2 separate regions of the Mus musculus genome follow, and region 1 is linked to region 2. The links are chromatin contacts, found by Hi-C or POLR2A ChIA-PET in ENCODE. All regions are on one chromosome and are shown on one strand. The core of a region is the stretch at or near the end of the contact, and the rest is flanking DNA. Distances in the headings are between cores, read along the strand shown.

Region 1 (3,339 bases), core at 618-3,117, 770 kb after region 2:
CTCATGTTACATTTATCCTAATGAACCAAGCCCACCAGAGATACACTGTGCACCACTTTAACGTGAACAGATTAGTCAGAGGAATTTTTATTTTGTTGGTCAGACTGGTCATCTCTGGGGACTTCTTGCTTTAGCTATCATTGTTTAGACTTTGAAATAAATGTGCAATGTATTTTCTAAGCCTATGACTAAGATTTAGAAAAAGTAGTATAAATTTCATATTGCTCAAATTATGAAATCTATCTACACTTCATTTTTATAAGGCACATGAAGACTGTGCTTGGTTTAAACAATTTCTTCTGACCACAGTAAGCTCTTGTGATGACCTTAACACGCACATCATAACTCACAGTTTGCAAGTGGGAACCAATGCTTCAGGTTGAGATGCTTGCAGAGAGGGATTTTTGCATTCTCTAAAGCATAAAAGTAAGCACAAAGCAAAGAGTAGCTGAGATGATTGGATGTTTGTGACACTGAGCCTTGAGGTGCTCAGATTTGGTGAAAATATTCTTCTAGTTGTGTCTGGGAGGTCAGTTCTGGATGAAATTAACATTTGGATCTGTAGACCCCCAAAAGCAATAAAGCAGTCTTCAGAGAAGATTCATCTGGCCTACTGAAAGCCTGGATGAATAGGTGAGCAAAAAGAACTCCAGAGCTCCATCTGTAAGCTGCAGCATCAGTTGCGTCTCTTAGACTCTGACTCAGACATGATATTATATCCTGAGCTCTCATGGGTTTTAGGGCTTTACACTCAGATGTGAAACCACGTCACTGTCTCCAGTCTGCAGACTCTAGGTTTGTTTGTTTTTTGTTTTGATTTTGTTTTTGTCCATTTATAAGAAAATGTCTTCCTTGGAAGCCCACGCTATTTTCAAAGTTTTGGTAATCCTCTTGCCTTGGCTTCCCAAATGCACAGATTACTGAAATGTGGCATTACATTTGTCTTTAACTACAGATCTGAAACCTCTCAGACTGCAGAATTGCACGCAACAAGCCTCTTTGACAAATCGACTGCTATGTATATCTTGTTGTCTCCATGTCTGTGGAGAAGCTGGACTAGCACAGAACATATGGAAAATAGGATAATCTTCTACATAGATATTTTCAAAGAATAGCAAGAAGCCAGTTGTGGCTATCAACCAATGTTTTAACAATACATATGCTCAGTGTTCAGATTGGAAATTTTATGTGACTTTCTACTACATCCTAAACTCCTTGGGAGGGCTGAGGAGTCTGAGGTGGTATGGGGCAAGTCCAGGAGGAAGAATATTAACCTTGTTCCTAAGACAGTCCACTTTATACAGCTTATATTCTCAAGTCCTTTAGTGCTTGATGACCACACTGAAGAAAATGAAATAAAAGCAGGATATCAGATGCAAACTAGCATTATGTATCTGACTTGCACCGCAGTGACAATGTCTACTGTATTTTCTATTCCTGTACAGAAGATGTTACTGGTCAAGAAATACCCCTTTTCTAATATTAATTTAGTCTGATAGTATTAATTTCTGATAACATATTAATTAATTCATTCAAGTTAATAACGACATGTTATTCACTATTTTCATTGCCTTTTGTTGGTTTACTTTTCCTTAAGCTTTACTTAAAGTGGCGCTGTCCTTACATGTTCCAAGCACAGAGTAAAATAGATGTATCACACAAACTACAATCTCTGTTGCTTGCTCCGTAGAGTGCCACAATTTTTTTCAACTGTAGGCTTCTATTTCTATAATGCTTATATCAGACACAAGGGAGCAAATTCTTGTTCTTGGGTGGGGGGCAGGGGTTGAATAAAGGTCTAGGTTAGCCTGCCCTCTAGTGTGGCTTACTGATTTCTGGGGAGAGAAAAAAAATGCAGCATGTCCTAGAAGCTGATTGTGCAATTCTGTTGGGTTGGCAACCTGCCATCAGCACCAGAACACTGCACAACTTCCTCCTCTTTGGGAGCTACAGGCTTCAAGCATTAGGTCACATTTGTAACCCAGTTTTGAGCAGAAACACACTCTAGACACACCCTATGCCTGCCTAAGCCAGTGTCACATGGTTATCCTTGACTGTGGCTTTTGTCATTTCCTCCCATTTAATGATAACACACAATGAAACTAAATAAAGGGACAGACTTCTTACTACAGGAACTCGGGGATTTACAGAGTGCTTCTGAGGGGAATTTGGTCTCAGAAATGGTACTGGTTTAGGCTGATCTCTCTGAAGCAGTCTGCCTATGTGTCTCCTTGGCTGGCCCTTCTGAATGTGAGGCTACAGCCAAATGGCTCTGAGGCTGCACTCCAGGATCCATGTTACCACACCAGAAGCATCTTTGAGATTTGGTTTTACTTCTTCGTTCAAATTCTGCTCAAAATTAAACTGCCTTGGAGGATAGTGTTTAAAATTTTTTGATTTATATTTAGCTACACAAAATGAGCTCCCTTTAAAAAATGAAAAACTAATTGCTATATTTGCTTAAACCTAGAAGTGCCCTGGTTATAGATCAACTCTGAAGTTATTTTAAACATGTTACTGCAATGCTAAATTTCAAACGCTTTTTCAGGATTTTGTGCATATGTTCAGTTGGGATGCTCAGAATTCCTGGCTGATGGGAATTTAACCAGTGCCTGCCTGTTCTTCCTAACCCACATACATAACATACATAACATACATGTTCTGGACTCATTTGTCTAAGAAGTGAGAGTCTTCCATTTTTAAGCACTCATAATTTAAAGAAAGTCTAGATGTTAGCCTTTACAATAATAACAAATAGAGCAATAATCTTTAAAACCACCCATAGATGTAAAATATTTTGTATGTATGTATGTGTGTGCATATATATATATTCTACAAAATATGCCTTCTTTCTGTTCTCAAATCATTAGTCTACTAAGGCTGCATGCAAGGACTAAAGTGACATAACAGCCTCTGGAGAGCACCACCATTCATCTTGGGCATCGGCATTTCCTTAAGATGAGTTCTGTCATAGTAGGCATATGGATATAATTGTGTTGTCCATTTCTTCTTGTCTGGCAGTAATACAACCAAAGCAAATATAAAGACTTGAGGGTTTAAGAATCACAATCAGATGAGTGGAAAGGAATTGAAGAGAGACAACACAAAGCAACAGACTCCTAGGCGACAAGATATACCTGTATGGCAGTTGTCCTCCATTCTGGAGCCTTCATTGTGTCATTTGTGATAAGCATGGCATGGACCAAGTGTAATCAGAGGTATCTGATTTTCATCCCCAAACTGCCTGTTCTAATTGTATCTGTCCCATTCTCACCACATCTGTGTGTTTCCATATATTTTAGATACAAAATATAACAGATTAAAGTTTGCCAGTGCAGG
Region 2 (3,489 bases), core at 400-2,899:
ATTGACACCGAGAACAAACCGAGACAACCGGGATGTCCCGGGTCTGCAGGCACTAGAGAAGTCTCTGCAATGCCCACGCCTACTCAGGGCAGTAGGACTTTCTCAGCCAGGGCGTCCCCGGGGAAACCCGGCACGCACTCTCCACAACCACTCCACCAGCCCGTAAAGTTGCTCAACTCAAGTGGAGAAATGGGAGCGGATGAAGATACAGAAGGGAACAGAGGACTGCTGTAATCCAGGCGAGAAGACTGCACCAATTGGTCCCCAACTCGAGTCTCCACGCCACCTTTGTCTGGAGAATCTATGGGTCCTGGTTTGCTAGTAAAGATTGGGGGACAAGCCTTCATTTCGTTTTCCAGAGCGAGGGGGGAGATACTGCACACCCCTCCAGTTCAGGGAAAGCTTTCCCGCCCAGGAGCCTCCCAGACCTCTACGGTGTTCCAACAACCCCACCCCCATCCAATGCGCCTTCCCGGCTGGCTCGGGAGCACCACGCGCAGGACAAAAGAACACAGGGGCAACGTGAGAGAGCTTTGACAGCCCTCAAGTCATCAAAGAAAAGCAGCCCCAGGACCCTACCCAACCCCTGCCAGATAGCCTCCCACATTGCCTGAGGGGTTGGGGGAAAGGGTCATGTCCGTGCAGGTCCTGGGCCGCTAAAGTATCCTGCTGCCTTGTCAGGAGCTGCCCAGAGGTGACTTTCCAGGAACCAAAGATACTGACCACACACACGGAGCCAGGAAACCAGGTGGTCTGCCCTAAGGTGGTTTCAGGGGCTTGCATTTGGGCAAGTTTGGGGACTCTCCATTCAAACTTTTGCCTCGACCACTTTAAAGAGAACAAAATCAAGGTGTGAGGAGTCCATTCCATTCCTCCAACTCAAGATAGCAGGACTTTTCTAGGATTTCGCTACAAAATCCCTTCCCCCTATTCGGTTTGTCCTTTTCCTCTACCCCACCCCGGACTTCTTTTGTCTAGCTCTTTTTCAGCACCAAGGTCTATCTGAATTCATCTCTTTAACAAGTTACCTTCATGTTTGAAAGTGCGCACATTTTTCTAACTTCGCCTTACAGCTAGTCCTCTTGGCTTTAATTAAAGCCCTCTTCCAATTACAATGTGAGTCTTTCCCCCTACTAAGCTGGACGGTTTTCTTTTCCCAACAAGTTTTCCCTCTTTCTTTTAAATGGGGGAACAAAAGAAAAGTGATTACCTTGAAAGGCGGCTTACTGCAGTTTTCGGGGTGGAAATTCACTGCTGAGCTGTGAGAAAGGGCTCCGCGTTGCCCCGGAAGATCACATAGGAAGCGCGGTGGCCTGGGGAAGGGTGCAGCGAGTGCGGGACAGAGCTGGAGAGGAGAGAGGATGCGCTGGTAGCGGCAGATCCTTGTCCCAGCGCTTGGCCACAGCACCTAATGCTCACAGCTGCTGCGCCCGCGCTCCTTGAGTTCTTCGCCCAGAAAGGCTCGGGGCAGCTCGCCTGCAAGTTCAAATGCGGGTTGTGACACCCACCGTCATTATATCACTGTACCGTCAGAGCCGAGGAGGAGACTCAGCGAGAAGGAGGAGGGAGAGGAGGAGGAGGGTTCATTCACAGGCTCCTGAAGAGCTCCGTAGCTCAGTCACTCCAAAGAGCCCAAGCTTGGAAACAGGCGGAGGGGCGGAAAGGAGCTCCCTCAGCCTGCGGTAGGGACCGCCTGCCTCCCTGGCCAGGCACTCCCACCTCTCAGCGTTTCTTCCTGATGAGAAGTACCAATCGGCTGGGGGTGGGGGGAATCCGTGCTCCTCATTCAACGACTCGGTACCACCTCGCTGTGCAGTCTCAAACAACTGCCTTCCCACCCATCCCCACCCCACCCCCTCTTCCCCGCCCTGGGCTGCTACTTCTGAATTAGGGGAAAGGAGTCCCCAGGCTCTGCTGCGGCCAGCAAGCACAGAGCAATTAAGTATGGTCAGTCCTTAGGAGCGGACGGGACTCTATAACATCAGCCAAGAACTTGCGTATAATGTGTTTAATGCGACCACGGAGCTTGCTCGTCCCATCAGAAGAGGTGTCAGGCTCAATGCTCCTGCCAACCTGAAAGAGATACTGAGAAAGTGAGATCCCAAGCCCCAGGGAGACGCAAAAGCTTTTCGTGACTGCTCTCCCTAGGGAACTGCCCAATGGGGAGCCCGCGGCATCAGGCCCTACACAAAGACCCTGGCAATAAAGGGTTGGACAGGAAATCCCCCCAAGCAATCCCTTGTCCCATTCAAAGAGAATCCTTTCTCTGACACAAATCCGCGTCTTTCCTTAAATGTATTTCGCTTCCTTCCTTCTTCCATACCTCTGTCTTTCACAGGATATCTTGCAGAATTTTCTGCCTAACTCAGATTTCTTTGACTTACCAGTCTTTCCATGTTGTCTGGAAATGGAATCTTTCACGTTCGCAATTTTTTTTTTCCCCTACTCAGGCTTATCCATCGATGTAAACAACATCAATATAGAGAAGCACACCCTTCACTGAATCACAAAAGACTCCATTAGGACCTTAAAGAGCAAAGGGTCAAACAGTTAATACAAAGGATTTCTGACCCTCACAAAAGGGCGACTTTGAATTTTCCGTTACGTTGAAGTCTAGTATGAGTTTCTAGAGAGAGGACAAAATAAGTTCGCAAGACATGTCGAAGTAACTCTCAGGGTACTGAAACAATTACAAACTTTTCCTCCTACACCAATATGGAAATATCCTTGTAATTATTGACTCTGAATGTTTTGCTTAGAGAATGACATCAAACACAGGGCTTCAGAAACGGTAGTGATTAACGCAGAGAGTTTGTCTTTACCCTGGATTTCTTTAATTAGATTGGCTGCCAACCACAGTTCTAAAGTTGTAACCTAGACCCTTCTGCATGTGGGCTCCTTTTCTAAGGTTTGTAGATTCAATATGATCATAGATCTTAAGTGATAAACATGTGGTAGGATTATCAGTACAATTTCATCCCCCGGTGTGTATTTCATGTGTCCTTTTACTTACACTCACTGTAGTGAGTGACTTAACTGTACTACGGGCCATTTCGAAATCAGTTTGGCTTACAGTGACTTATTTAACCTTTATGCGACGATTGTACTGCCATTACTAAAACTGAAATTTCATCCCATATATTGTGCAGAATGAGAGCCACATCTTGACATCAGACTTCAGTCACTGCATTTAACATGCCAACACAACCAGGTATGGAAAGAGACTCACCCCAAGCTTGCACAGACCAGAGATGCTTATCAGAACACAGCTCTTGAATCAATAGGAATTCATTCAGAAAGAAGAAAAATAAAATATAATGAATTTCCATTATTATTTATATTCCAGGCATTGGGGTAGATAGATTTTTTCTCTGAAACGCTTCAAGTTATTATCATTAATTTATTTCTTAAATTCAAGTGAACCTAGTTTGAGTTTTACAGTTAAGTGGTTTGCCCAAGGCTACTTTGCGACAGATCATTGGCCTAAAA

Evidence for each region. Hi-C counts contacts between places; a loop is a spot of excess contacts on that map. ChIA-PET counts read pairs that join two places held with the same protein, here RNA polymerase II (POLR2A).
Region 1: a map of heart shows a loop between it and region 2 (6-fold over the local background). The contact joins the enhancer-like site here to the promoter of Vcan in region 2. A Hi-C loop is called at or near these places in 4 of 37 maps with a recorded cell type or tissue (adrenal gland, heart and left cerebral cortex). POLR2A ChIA-PET finds 5 or more read pairs at or near these places in 1 of 5 experiments (Patski).

What each region holds. Positions count from the first base shown.
Region 1 is chr13:90,514,109-90,517,447 of GRCm38, forward strand. The region is part of intron 1 of Gm35111 (a long non-coding RNA gene); the gene reads right to left. Among named protein-coding and RNA genes, the nearest start is that of Gm35111, 33 kb to the right of the region's middle. Within about 2 kb of position 1,868, at least 2 of the 3 ENCODE cell types and tissues checked have a DNase peak (open chromatin) inside an H3K27ac peak, as active enhancers do; they include heart, where a contact is called at or near this core.
Region 2 is chr13:89,740,863-89,744,351 of GRCm38, forward strand. It overlaps Vcan (versican), which reads right to left and starts at 1,650. Exons shown (of 15, transcript NM_001081249.1): 1 at 1,211-1,650. All of the region lies in intron 1 of Gm4117 (a long non-coding RNA gene), which reads left to right.